2 separate regions of the Homo sapiens genome follow, and region 1 is linked to region 2. A link is an interaction called in ENCODE POLR2A ChIA-PET data of the cell type or tissue named here. Cell type or tissue: PC-9. All regions are shown on one strand. Links, peaks and the distances in the headings refer to the core of each region. The heading gives the core; the rest is flanking DNA.

The links. Peaks named below come from ENCODE experiments on the same cell type or tissue, not always from the same donor. Only the 100,000 strongest peaks of a DNase experiment are listed, where the experiment ranks them.
Region 1: POLR2A ChIA-PET joins it to region 2 with 9 read pairs; 1 of 35 experiments calls an interaction of 5 or more read pairs at or near these places.

What each region holds. Positions count from the first base shown.
Region 1 is chr17:50,893,726-50,905,702 of GRCh38, reverse strand. It overlaps LOC105371825 (a long non-coding RNA gene), which reads left to right and starts at 11,632. Exons shown (of 3, transcript XR_001752940.2): 1 at 11,632-11,795. In PC-9, for the core only: a CTCF peak has its summit at 988 (motif pointing left); DNase peaks (open chromatin) are centred at 92, 562, 1,142 and 1,652; H3K4me3 peaks cover 2,006 bases; H3K27ac peaks cover 2,500 bases.
Region 2 is chr17:50,430,349-50,432,848 of GRCh38, reverse strand. All of the region lies in intron 1 of ACSF2 (acyl-CoA synthetase family member 2), which reads right to left. Among named protein-coding and RNA genes, the nearest start is that of ACSF2, 5.4 kb to the right of the region's middle. RefSeq lists an enhancer at 904-1,599. In PC-9, for the core only: no CTCF peak of the experiment used is centred there; a DNase peak (open chromatin) is centred at 1,428; H3K4me3 peaks cover 614 bases; H3K27ac peaks cover 468 bases.

The DNA.
Region 1 (11,977 bases), core at 1-2,500, 470 kb before region 2:
AATTCTGTACCTTCAGGCCATGGCCAACAGCTGCCTGGGAGATAAGGGGAGGCGACCCCTGGGAACAAACAGCCTGTGGATTGGAGAGATTGAGCAAGGCTGGAAAAACAGGTGCAGGTGGCAACAGGGAAGGGGGTGGGGCAGGAGACAGAGCCAGAGGGAGCAGAGGAGGTTCCAGGGCTCCTGGGACCCCAGAGGGTCCCTGTTGCCAGAAGGCACTGGCTGGGCCAGAGTCCAGGGTGAGCAGAATCAGGTCCCAGGCTTCACCCTCTGCAAGCTTCTCTATGACCCCACAGGGGGTTAACTGGGCCTTGAATTGCAGAACCAGAAGGGGCTGAAGGGAGCACCCAGGCCTCAGCTGGCTCTGGTCTGAGACTCAGGTCAGAGGCAGAGGTGATGGCCACACCTGGGAGGCTGGGTTGCCCTTGGACAAAGCAGCGGCCGCAGCTGTTTAGGTTCTGCCACCCTCTCCCCTCCTCTGTCCCCAAAGGCTATCCAGCCCCCGCAGCAGTCAGTCCTTGGGTTTCACAGGCCCTGCCCTGGAGAGCTTTTCTTTAGAACCAGCCCCATCAGAAATCCCTCCCCCAGAGAATCACTGGGAGCTTAGGCTGCTGCGGGGAAAAGGGCACTGGGCTGAGAGGTGAAAGTCCGGGGCTCAGACCCTGTCCTGTCACAGATGCCCTGACCCTCTCTAGGGGCTGTTAAAACCATCCCCATTCAGGGTAAAGGTCCCCGGTGACACTCTGGGTTGGGGGAGCTGGGTGGGTGCCTGGGCGCTGCTCCCATCCCCCCACTCTGAGAGCTTGCTGTGTAGGCAGAGGCCCTGCCAGCCACAGGCTGCTGGGGCTGAGGCTGGGCTGGCTACGGGCTGGTCTCCTCCTCTTCCCCCAGCAGGGCTGTGGGGGCCTGCCCAGGCCCCCTGGTCCTGTGTTTGGGCAGCAAGCCAGCACCTGTGTGAGGGGTGGCCGGGCACCCTGCCCAGAGCTGAGGAGAAGCTGCCCCCTGGGGACTGGGCCCAGGCCTTCTTGTTCAGCCAGAAATTCCAGCCTTTTAAGGATCAAGAGCCAGAGAACGGCCTTTTCCAGGCTGCCAGCGAGCCGTTTTTCCAGCTTGGCAGTATCGCCAGTGCCTTGAGGGAGGCCTCTCTGCTTGCCCGCACCTCGTAGGCCAGGCTCTCGGGAAGGAATTATTTCTTAAGTCAACTTTGTTGAGGTCTAACTTACGCACAACAAAATGTGCCCATTTTAGGTGCACTGTTGTATGTTTGCATACCTACCACAATAACCAAAGTAGAGAACATTTCCGTTACCCTGAAAGGTTCCCTGTGGCCCCTTCTGAGTCAGTCATGCCCCTTCCCTGGCCCCAGGCAAGCACCAATCTGCTTTCTGTCATGACAGATCAGATTTGCATGTTTTGTATACGTTACCATACAGTTTCTACTCTACTCTTACCTCTGACTTTTCCCCCTCAGCCTAATGATTTCAAGATTCGTTCATATTGTTGCGTCTATCATAGTTCTTTCCTTGTTATTGCAGAGTAATATATTCCATTATATGGATATGTTATAGTTTGTGTAGCCATTCACCTGTGTTTGGACATCTGGGTTGTTTCCAGTTGGCAGCTATTATGAGTAAAGCAGTTATGAACATTTGTATATAAATCATCATGTGGATGCATGTGTTCATTTCTCTCGCATTAGTAACTAGAAGAGGGATTGCTGGGTCACATGGTAAGTGTATGTTTCACTTTTAAAGAAACCACCCAACTGTTTCCTAAAGTGGTTGTACCATTTTACAATGTATGGGTAGGACGGGATTTTGAATGCAGCCCTTCCCTCCCTGTTCCATATCCTGGCCTTTTCTCTTCCCCAGGGACTGAGCAGGGTTTGTTTGTTTTTTTGGTGTTGTTGTTGTTGTTTGTTTTTTTCGTAAGTTTGTGTGGTGCTTTGGTTGTGGGGGCGGTTCTTTGCTTCACCAGAAAACATTCTCCTGCCCCCTCAAAGTCCCTGCTCATGGATGAGGTTAAAGTGGCTATGCCGAGTAGAGAAGGGCTTAAGGATCTATTTATATGTGAGTTTAAGCAGATACAGTGTTGGCTAAAATGCTATAATTATTTTCCTTTTGTTAGCTCTTCCCATCCTGTGAGAGTGTTTTTGTTTTTGTTTTGTTTTTTTTTTGTTTGTTTGTTTTTTAGACGGAATCTCGCTCTGTGGCTTAGGCTGGAGTGCAGTGATGCGATCTCGGCTCACTGAAACCTCTGCCTCCCAGGTTCAAGCAATTCTCCTGTCTCAGCCTCCTGAGTGCCGGGTACATGCCACCACGCCCGGTTAATTTTTGTATTTTTAGTAGAGATGGGGTTTCACCATATTGGTCAGGCTGGTCTCGAACTCCTCAGGTGATTGACACACCTCAGCCTCCCAAAGTGCTGGGGTTACAGACGTGAGCCACGCGCCTGGCCAAGGGTGTTTTTAAACAGAGCTACTGCCATGCTGGCAGCCTCATCCTATTCCCCAGCCTGCTGCTCCCCGACCCCCATCAAAACCATTTCTTCTAGAGGCCAAGGCAGCTGAGAGTTTCTTTTCCTGAGTCGTCACTTTTCATTAGCACAGGCTGATAACTGGGGTAGGCACTGGAGCTGGAGAACTTTGTATTTTTGCTGTCAGTGTCCTACCCCTGCTCTCACCTCCCTGTCTGACCCATTGTTCCACCTTGCCATCAGTCACCAGAGAGCTCCGGGCTTCCGTAACTCAAAGGATGCAGCTGCCCAGAAAGAAAGGATTAAGCTTTCTTTTTGTATTCAGACACATTGCTAATTGCCAAGAAAGTACAGGCAGAAGAAAGGATCTACCCTTGGAGCAAGAGTTAAGGAAACCTAACAGCCTGGCACTGCACATCTGCTGAACTAGTCCTATTTCTACCCCTGTTTTAAAGTTTTTAGGGCTGGGCCAATAAATAACCTTTTTAGGATAAATTCAGATCTTCCCTGTAAGACTCTCGGGATATAATTTCTCTCACATTTCAGGATACCTAAGAAACCATTCTCCCCTGCTTGGGGAATACCACTACTCATGCCTGGAGCAGCTCACTTAGCTGGGTTCATCATGCTCCACCTTCTTCCTCTTCTTTTTTTTTTTTTTTTGAGACAGGGCCTCACTCTATCACCCAGGCTGGGGTGCAGTTGCAGCTGTGCTATCTCAGTGCACTGCAACCTCTGGCTCCCAGGTTCAAGTGATTCTCCTGGCTCAGCCTCCCAAGTAGCTGGGACTACAGGCATGCACCACCATACCCAGGTAATTTTTGCATTTTTAGTAGAGATGGGGTTTCACCATGTTGGCCAGGCTAGTCTCAAACTCCTGACCTCAAGTGATCCACCTGCTTCAGCCTCCCAAAGTGCTGGGATTACAAGGCATGAGCCACCACACCCGGCCATGTTCCACCTTCTTTAGAAGGCATTTGCTGGCAAGATACCGCCAGCCTCAGCATGTTTTAAACAGATGAAATTGCCCTGGACTATCAAAAGTTTGCCTGGGATGATAAGCCTGTGACATTGCCCCAGTCTGAGCTATCAAAACAATATTTAATCCTGGATTAAATATTGTTGTTACTGCTATTTATTTTATTCAAAGATTGAAAAATAGCTGTGAGGTGCTGAATTTGATACAGGCAGGAAGTCTTGTTAACTAACCCTTATTCCAAGTTGGCTTAAGCCAAACCTGTGCTGTCCAATATGGTAGCCACTAGCCAGATGTGGCTATTTGAATTTAAATTACTTAAGTTAAAATTCAATACCATGAATTTAGTTCCTTCACTGCAATAGTCATATTTGAAATGCTCAATCGCCACATGTTGTTAGTGGCTACCATATTGGACATGGCAGATATGGGACATTTCCATCGCCACGTAAAGTTTTATTGGAGAGTGTTGGTTTCAACACTTAGCCACATATACAGCAGCAGCTTTATCACATAGAACATTTAGAACCTTATCACCTAGAACATCTATATATGGGCCTTATCTGGGATAGACCTTAGAGAAAAAAAATTCAGAGATACGATCCCTGTCCAAAATGCATCTGCAAATCCAGAATGACACTGACACACAGGATTTAAGAGAGTAGAGGACCAATTTCAGACCAAGCAATGATGGACGTGTAAGGGCAAGAGAGAGACACAAATTCAAAGAGAAGGAAACTGCATGTGCAAAGGCAAGAGATGTGAGGGGCTGGCTGTTTGGGGTTGTCCTGGAGTGCTGTAACAAGGAGATATTTGTACTTTAGGATGGTTACTTTGGAGACAGTGAGAGGGCCATGGGAGACCAGGAGGACCAAGGAATAATCCAGAGGGAAACTGAGTTGTCCTTGAACTAAAGCCTGGGCAGTAGGGGTGGAGAGAAGCAGTCAGATCTGAGAGACCTTGGGTCCAGCCTGGATGGGGTAGGTGGGGAGGAGCATGCACTATACCTGGATGGTTCAAGGAAGAGCTGGGACATCTGGGATCAATTGAATGCTGTGGGCTCTAAATTAAAAAGGCTCCACCAGGAAATACCCCAAATGGCTGGTTTCTAGAAGATCAAGGTTGCCAACGCTGACTCCTTCCAAATCATGAAGTATGAGGTTCTGTGCGACTTCAGCCTTCCCTTTGAGTCAATGAGGCAACAAACCTATTGCTGGAAAATGGCGTCCTCCAGGGAGGGTGTCGTGGGGGGCCCCGGGCTCAGTATAGCACAGAATGCACAGCCCTTGGTTGTCCAAACTCTCCACTTGACTTTATTTATAACCCTAATTACACCCTCCAGGAAGAACAGTTGCTGATCAACCCAGTTACAAATTAAAGTTAATAAAATGAAGACAGCAATGAATGGCTGCTGCCCAAGCTGCCAAGGGCTCCGATCAACCCCAAAAGGAGACTGCGGTGCTCCCAGGACTCCAGCCACCAGTGTCCTCATTCACATGCTTGCCGTGGAACCCCCCCCTCCCCTCCCAGCTCGCCTCCCTCCCCTCAGTGGCTCAGTCCACCTGTTGTCATCTCCCATCAGGGATCATCAGGCTTCAGGTTCTCCAGGTTCAGAAACTCATGCCATACCCAGTTGGTCCCCAACCCAGCCTTCTCCCGCCACTACTGCCTCCCCAAGCGGTCACATCAGTTGTCGGTGCCACTGTGTGAAATGAAGCTGCTGTGAGCAGAGCTGTAAGAATCCAAGGACAGGAAACAGGGCCTTCACCTCTTTACTCCTCTCCAGCTCTCTTTTTTCTCTTTGCAGCTCCCTTTCTTATTCATTTCCTGTTATCTTTTTCTCTACCCATCTCCCTCACCCTGTGGCTGACCTTGTCCACATGCCCTGAATGTCCTGAGAGGGGCCCTGAATTCCACCGGTGTCCCAGATGGTCGAGCGGCACTGGCTGCTTCGTTCAGAAGCACGGGCAGCTTCAACGCAGCCTCCAGATTCTGCTGACCCTGTCCATTCCTTTTTCTTTCTAAAGAGAGGAAACTGGAGAGGGAGAGTGGGGGACAATCCTCTCCTCACAGGCCCTGCTCTCTGTGTACTTGGCCCCTCGCTCTACCTCCCTCCGTCTCCTGCAGCTTGCCTCCTGCAGAAACAATTACAGATAGTCAATCTTCATGCCTTGCAATCCACAGCACACCCAGATGAACTGATGCGGGTTATCTGGGAGGATGGAAAAGGATGTGATGACTGGGCCACTTCTCTGCAGCATGTAGAAACCAGTGCACTGGTTAGAGGGCTACTTCTGACCCTCTTTGCCAGCCCCTATAACCCGAGTACCATGCGCATACCAGCCATCAGAGAAAACAGCGAGTTCCCTGGGGTTTAGGATAATCATCCCTGGATATTCTGGCTTGTTCTTGTCTCATATCTGCCCAGCTTTAAACTCTTGGTTCTTGGTTGAGCACGGTGGCTCATGCCTCTGATCCCAGCACTCTGGGAGGCGGAGCTGGGAGGATCGCTTGAGCCCAGGAATTCAAGACCAGCCTGGGCAACGTAGGGAGACTCTGTCTCTACAAAAAAATTTAAAAACTAGCTGAGTGTGGTGGTGCACACCTGTAGTCCCAGCTACTTAGGAGGCTGAGGTGGGAAGATCGCTTGAGCCTGGGAATTTGAGGCTGCAGTGAGCTGCGATTGTACCACTGTGCTTAAACCTGGGCAACAGGGTGAGACCCTGTCTCTAAAAAAATAAAAATAAATTAAAAATAAACTCTTGGCTCTGTTCCCCCCACAGCCTTGATTAGGGGTTTCTATCCAGTTCTACCAGCATTTGGCTCTTGGATTTCCCAGATGGGCACTGACGTGGCTCACCCACTGGGAGGCCCAGTTTCTGCCCTGCCTTCATAGAAGCTGTGCCCTGGCTCCAGTTCTGCCGTCACCAAATGTCCACATCAGGCTCTTCCCCTGTGCCCTGGGGAAGCCAGAGTGGACCTCTTCAGTGAGGGGGTGGCAGAGTGACCAGAGGAACCAGTGCTGCCTCTAGGGCTGGCCATGCCAGCGAGGGTGAGATGTCAAGATGTCACCATCAGACTCTGACTCAGGGGGCGGCCCACACACTACTTTGCCTTGTAATCAGTGTGTTTACTTGTCTGCCTTGCCCATGAGGCTATGAGCTCTGTGAGAGCAGGCCTGTGTCTGAATCGCCGCTGTAGCCCCAGTACCTGAGGCAGGTTCCTGTGCTCTGACAAAGTGTCTGTTGAACAAATAGATGAACAAATGAGCCCTTCCTCCTTTATTCCCTGCCAAGGTTAATGTCCTCCCCATTCACACAGGCCCAGGTGAGAAGCTTTAGGGTCACTGAGTTTTATTGATTCTGCTTCTTAAAATACTTTGCCCACCAATTCCTTCCTTGGGGGACTATGTGTTTCTTAGCTAATTCTAACTGTCTTTTATTTATTTATTTATTTATTTATTTATTTATTTATTTATTTTTGAGATAGGCTCTTGCTCTGTCACCCAGGCTGGAATTCACTGGTGTGATCATGGCTCACTGTAACCTCGACCTCCCAGGCGTAAGCGATCCTCCCATCTCAGCCTCCTGAGTAGCTGGGACCACAGGCATGCACCACCATACCAGGTTAACTTTTTTTTTTTAGAGATGGGGTCTCACTATGTTGCCCAGTCTGGTCTCAAATTCCTGGACCCCAGCGATCCTCCTGCCTTGGCCTTCCCAGGTGTTGGGATTACAGGTGTGAGCCTCCAACTGCCTTTTGATTGATTTTCTGGTTTCCTTTTTAAACTCTCACCTACCTGTCCATCTTCCCCATTGCTCATAAGTATAACACAAATGTAATCATGCTGCTCCTCTGTTTAAATATCTCCAGTAAGTCTTCCTTTCTCACCAACTAATGTACAGTTCCTTTAGCCCCTCCATGATTTGGCCCAACCTGCTTTTCCAGGCTTCTTCCTGCTGCTTCCCCTGTGGACCCTGGGAGCCAATCACTCAGAAATTCTCACTGTTCTTCAAGTAAGTTACTCTTCTTCCACCTCCACATTTTACATGTTTTATCCTCTTCGCAAAGGTTACTCTGTGCAACAAACCCCACCCTTGTCAGCCTACTGAACTCCTACTTATCCTTTAGGATCCAGCTAAAATGTCACCCCCTCTGATCCTCTGAAGTCATCAGCTAGCAGTCCAGCAGTCCAACTTTTTTTTTTTTTTTTTTTTGAGATGGAGTCTCACTCTGTCACCCAGGCTGGAGTGCAGTGGTGCAATCTCGGCTCACTGCAACCTCTGCCTCCCAGGTTCAAGCGATTCTCCTGCCTCAGCCTCCTGAGTAGCTAGGACTACAGGTGTGTGCTACCATACCCAGCTAATTTTTTGTATTTTTATTAGAGATGGGGTTTCACCATGTTGGCCAGGCTGGTCTCGAACTCATGACCTCAAGAAATCTGCCCTCCTCAGCCTCCCAAAGTGCTGGGATTACAGGTGTGAGCCACCACACCCGGCCCAACATTTCTTTCTTATACCTCTTATCACCTTGTATGTGTCCCCAGCACCAAGTACCGAAGTTCCTTGTTCCATGTCTCTCTCACATGAGCAATTAGGCTCCATGAGGGCGGGGCCTGTGTCATCTACCCTAAGCTGGCTGAGAGCCCTGTGCATGGAGGGACAGGCAATATACCATAGGCTCCGTGGCCTTGGGCAAGTTACTTGCCTTCTCTGTCTCAGTTTGCTCATCTATAGACTGTCTTAACAATAGTTCCTGCCTGAGGGTTGTTGAGGATTAAATGAGTTACTATTCATAAGGCAGGTAGAGCAGTGCCTCTCACATACTAAGCCCTCAATAAACGTTAGCTACTGTTATTATCTGTGATTATTAACTCCTCTGTAAATGTTTTTGAGTGAATGAGAACTTTAAGTAGAACAAGGCACTTTTCTACACATAAAGAACATCCAGTATCAGAGTCCTTCTGTTAAGATCTTCAAGACATCAGTGCACCCCATATACTACCTGGATGAGCAGTCCTTTGTTTGTGGGTAACAATCTACCACTTTTCCAAGTTATGCAGAAAATGTTCAGTTGAGGAAAGATGACTGGAGAAAGTTTATCATAGTTGAGATGAAGGAAGGGAAAAGATTTGGTCATAAGTCCCCTAGTTACGTTTTTTTAAGAGACAGGGTCTTACTGTGTTGCCCAGCTGGGCACGAACTCCTGGGCTCAAGCAATCATCCCGTCTCAGCCTCCTGAGTAGCTGCGATTATAGGAATGTGCCACCACACCCAGTACCCTTTGAGAAGGATGTGAACCCGTGATTATTCAGCTGCTAAATTATGAGGAACCAGGCGACTAAGGGGCCAGGTTTAGGGATATTGCTTTTGGAAACAAATTTCTGCATCCAAAAATCTTTATTTATTTATTTATTTATTTACCTATTTATTTTTGAGACAGAGTCTCACTCTGTCACCCAGGCTGGAGGGCAGTGGCTCAGTCTCAGCTCACTGCAGCCTCCCCAACTCAAGTGATCCTCCCACCTCAGTCCCCCAAGTAGCTGAGAATACAGGTCTGTGCCACCACACACGGCCAATTTTTGTATATTTTTGTAGAGGCGGGGCTCTCTCTATGCTGCTCAGGCTGATCTCGAACTCCTGAGCTCAAGGGATCCACCGGCCTCGGCCTCCCAGGGTGAGCCACTGTGCCTGGCCCCAGAAAACTTTAAAGACAATTGAATCCTAATCATTTTGGTTTAGAAAATGATCATAATTTTGATTTTGGTTCAAATTCTGGTCCTATTATTTGCTATTTGTAAGATCCTGATATATCCCTGAGTCTGGCTAATCTATAACTTAAAATTACTCTCATCTCATGCGGCTGTTGTGAGGTTGAGATGGGATTAAATTAAGTAATTCACATGAGGTAATTTACATAATGTAAAGCATTAAGATCATAGGTGTGTACAAACTTGTTGTCCGAGTCAATTTTGAAATTTATTCTGTACCTGGATCTAATAAAAATGCTTACCTCTGAAGCAACAATAACATTGAGCAGCTATAGGTATAGTTTTTATTCCTTTATTCTAGTCAGTTAAAAAGAAATCCTCTTGAACTCAATATGCATTGTGGGCCAGATTTTTTGTGACTGGCTGAAGAAAAAAAAGTGTTAAAAAATACAATCCCTAGTGGTGGCTCACGCCTGTAATCCTAGCACTTTGAGAGGCCGAGGCAGGTAAATTGCTTGAGCCCAGGAATTCAAGACCAGCCTGGGCAAGATGGTGAGACCCTGTCTCTACAAAAAATGCAAAAATTAGCTAGGGATGGTGGCTCACGCCTATAATCGCAGCACTTTGGGAGGCCAAGATGGGTGGATCGCTTGAGCCCATGAGTTTTAGGCCAGCCTGGGCAACATGACGAAATCCTGTCTCTACAAAAAATAAAAAAATTATCTGGGCGCGGTGCTGTGTGACTGTAATCCCAGCTACTTGGGAGGCTGAGGTAGGAGGATCACTTGAGCCCAGGAGGTTGAGGCTGCAGTGAGCCGTGATTGTGCCACTGCACTCCAGCCCGGGTGACAGAGCGAGACCCTGTCTAAATAAAGAAAAAATACAATATCTGCCCTCAGGTAGCTCATAGTGTGGTGAGGGAGACAGATGACAGATTTTTAATGAGTCAAAGTCTAGCAGTGGCCTGTTACGTCTCCACAGAGGAGACGCGCATAAGTGACAGTAGACAAGATGGGGCAGGGTAGTTAGGGGAGATGATATTTGGACTAAGCCTTGAAGGAAGAGTAGGAATACTAGTCAGACAAGAAACGGGGAAGGAAAACTGACTCCAGGCAGCTGGAGCAGCCCGTACAACGATCCTTAGGTGCAAAGAGTCATCCCATTCTAGGAAGAGCAAATTGTCTGATGAGGCTACAGCATGAACACCCCCAGTAAGGAGGCAAGCGAAGAAACTGGAAAGGCAAACAAGCCTCGCGTCCTGAAGAGACACAGGAGGCGGGTGGCCCGAGTCTGTCCCAAATCAGGACGCAAAGCCACGGAAGGTTGCAATCGGAGGAGTGATCCGATGTGTTAGCGTCTTGTTCTGCTCACTCTGGAGGCCACGTAACTAGAAGGAGGCTATTCCAAAAATGCAGGCAAGACATTCTCATTTGTAGATGTGCAGAGGCCACAAGGAAGGTGATTCCACAATCTAGATCCACATGCAAGCTGGCAAATACATCTTATCCTGCAGTAGATGCTCACTAAGAAGTGACATTTGCCGGGTACCTATCTTACTGACTTTAGAAGAAAAAAACTAGTTGAAGTGGCATTTGCATACTTCCAGTACACCACGGGGGCACCTATCAGAAGTGTCCCAGCAAAGATGGGCACAGAGGTAAATTCTGGAATGAGGGGAGGTCCAAGAGATTATACCCTAAAAACGTGCTTTTGTTGTTGTTGTTGTTTGAAACCAGGTCTTGCTCTGTTACCTAGGCTGGAATGCAGTGGCGCGATTACAGCTCACTGCAGCCTTGACCTCCTAGGCTCAAGCAATCCTCCCACCTCAGCCTCCTGAGTAGCTGGGACCACAGGCGCACACCACCATGCCTGGCTTATTTTTTATTTTATTTTTTGAAGAGATGGAGTCTCATTTTGTTGCCCAGGCTGGTCTTGAAGTCCTGGGCTCAAGCAATCCTCCCACCTTGGCCTCCCAAAATTCTGGGATTACAGGCATGAGCCACCATGCCCCACCACAAAAATGTTAACAGAGATTATTTCTGAGTGGCAAGATTATAAGTGATTTCTTTTTTCCATAGTAAACATGAATTATGGCCGGGCGCGGTGGCTCACGCCTGTAATCCCAGCACTTTGGGAGGCCGAGGCGGGCGGATCACGAGGTCAGGAGATCGAGACCATCCCGGCTAAAACGGTGAAACCCCGTCTCTACTAAAAATACAAAAAATTAGCCGGGCGTAGTGGCGGGCGCCTGTAGTCCCAGCTACTCGGGAGGCTGAGGCAGGAGAATGGCGTGAACCCGGGAGGCGGAGCTTGCAGTGAGCCGAGATCCCGCCACTGCACTCCAGCCTGGGCGACAGAGCGAGACTCCGTCTCAAAAAACAAAAAAAAAAAAAAAAAAAAAAAAAAAAAACATGAATTATTTATATATAGTTTTAAAGAATAAAATAATTTCTTTTTAAAAAGGATCAACCCAAGACCTTTGGATTAAAGGGGAATTGGGAGAGCCAGGACAGGCACTAGGATGGACCATTCAGAGGTCTAGATCCAGCATGGAGTCAGTGAGGGTGAGAAGACTTCAGCGGAGAGGGAGATGGAAAGAACCAAATCTGCCAGCATGAGGGCTCAGGCAGGAGGGTAAGTCCCCCCATCTTAGGGGAAGCCAGCGCTAGGGAAGTGAACGTACCCATCAAAGCCAGGGATGACGCGCCAGCCAGGCATTTGGTAGAGGGATGGGGAGCGCGTGCTCGGCACACAGACAGATTTTCAGTAGGTGGCTGAAAGACACGAGGGGAAAGATTGTGTAACTGAGTTGTGGG
Region 2 (2,500 bases), core at 1-2,500:
TCTTGTCCAAACAGCCTATTTTACAAACAAACTAAGGTCTGCGGAGGTTCAGTAACTTGCCTAAAGCCACACTAAGTTAGGACTGGTAGGACTGGGATTTGCTTTCCCGTCAACTAACTCCCAAATGGAGGAATACATGCATGCCACTGAGGTTTATAAAGCACGATTTGTAAGCTAGAAATACAACATGTTTAGTTCTAAAGGGAGAGGCACTGGCAGAATTGTTCCTACCCTTCGTTATTAGAACAGTCCCATGGCAAGGCCAACCCAGAAGATGAAATTACAGCCTGCATGTTGGCCTGTTGAATGCATGACCAGCTTTATTCCCATCTTCAGCATAAGCTCAGGCCTGTCCACCCATCTCCAGCAGCCCCACCTTTGCTTAGGTAGTTTACCCTGCTGGAACCTTCTCCCTCCTACTCCCCAGACACAGTTACTATACTGTGGGCCTTGGGGTCACTGTAAGAATGGGCCAAGCCATCATTACACAAGCATTCCTGTAAAATAGCTCACCACTAGGACAGGTTGCTCACTGACCCATGCAATGGGATGAACATGTCCTTGGCATCAAACTGTGTGTTAAGCATTTTCTTATGGGACCTCATTTAACCCTCACAATGCACTATTTATACATAAGAAAAGTCAAGGCCAGGCGTGTGGCTCACACCTGTAATCCCAGCACTTTGGGAGGTGGCTGAGGCAGGCAGGTAACTTAAGCTCAGGAGTTCAAGACCAGCCTGGGCAACATGGCAAAACACCATCTCTACAAAAAAATACAAAAATTAGTTGGGTGTAGTGACGCAGGCCTGTAGTCCCAGCTACTGGGGAGGCTGAGATAGGAGGATCACTCAAGAGTTCGAGGCTGTAGTGAGCTGTGATCGTGCCACTGCACTCAGCCTAGGTGACAGAGCGAGACCTTGTCTCCACCAAAAAAAGAAAGAAAGAAAAAAAAAGTCAAGTTTAACTTAAGTAAAAAAACTACTCAGCTAGAAAGTGGTTCATTTGAATCCAGATCTGCCTGGCTCCAAAGTTTCATCTGTAGATTGAAGTAAAATAGAGGCCGGGATCAGCAGCTCACCCCTATAATCCCAGCACTTGAGGCCAAGGCAGGAGGATGGCTTGAGGCAGGGGTTTGAGACCAACCTGGGCAATACTTCATAACCCCATCTCTACAAAAAATTTTAAAATGATCTGGGTATGGTGGCACTTGCCTGTAGTCCTAGCTACTTGGGAGGCTGAGATGGGAGGAATGCTTGAGCCCAGAAGTTTGAGATTATAGCAAGCTATGATGGCACCAGGGTTCACAACGATTGAAGCACAAGTGAGATTTCACGGAAGTACAAAGGCTTCAAACTGCAGACCTAACCTTTCAGGGATCAGGTTCTAACCCCAGGCTCTTTGGGAAGTCTCCCCCTCCCATTTCCACAAACCAGATTCCTCCTGCTTTGATTGACATCTTTAATGGCACTGCAAACTTTCTGCCTTGAATCAGTGTGTCTATGGACTTCCCCTGTAGACTCCTTCTAGAAAAACAGCTCTGTCAATGAAAACAAACTCATTCATCTTTTTATTACCTTTACATGCTTCACAGTACACTGCAGCAATGTACAGCATTCAAAGCAGAGGAGGGTAACTAAAACAGATGTGTACCATTCACTGATTCCAGCAGCCAAGTTCATAGTTATTTTCTACTGTTACATTTAGACTGGAGGATCCCCAGTGGAATGCATAGGGATATCGTTACCAAATCATTCATAAATCATGTTTTGGAAATTATGGGAAGAGTCTATTTCTTGTAACTATTTATGGTTACCACCCATAACACTTCCAGGCTTAATACAAGGCGCTTGTATAGAAACAGCATTTTGTAGTTTTCCATGTGTGTGTAAACTGTTGGTCACAAGAACAGAAAAATAGCTCAGCAGCTGTCTGAGCTATGTGATGTATGCAAAATGTGTCAAGCCCAGAGAGACATGAGACTTCAGTCATGCTCCTTCCTTCCCAGGGACAATTGTTTAAAGGCATTTTGCTCCTAACTAGCTGCTTTACCCATTACTTTCATGTTAACAAAATTTGTGATACAAAGAACAAAGTATAATGAATCAATAGCTTATATCATTTTAATGTACATTCTTGGTAAATCACTTAGGAACTGTCTCTTCTTTTCATTTATTTATTTATTTAGAGACAGAGTCTCGCTCTGTCGCCCAGGTTGGAGTGCAGTGGCACAATCTCGGCTCACTGCAACCTTCTCCTCCCGGGTTTAAGCGATTCTCCTGCCTCAGCCTCCCAAGTAGCTGAAACTACAGGCGCCCGCCACCATGCCCAGCTAATTTTGTATTTTTAGTAGAGACAGGGTTTCACCATATTGGCCAGGCTGGTCTCGAACTCCTGACCTTGTGATCTGCCTGCCTCGGCCTCCCAAAGTGCCGGGATTACAGGTGTGAGCCACTGCACCCAGCCTTCTTTTCTTTTAAAAACCCACTTGTAACTGCTGCTC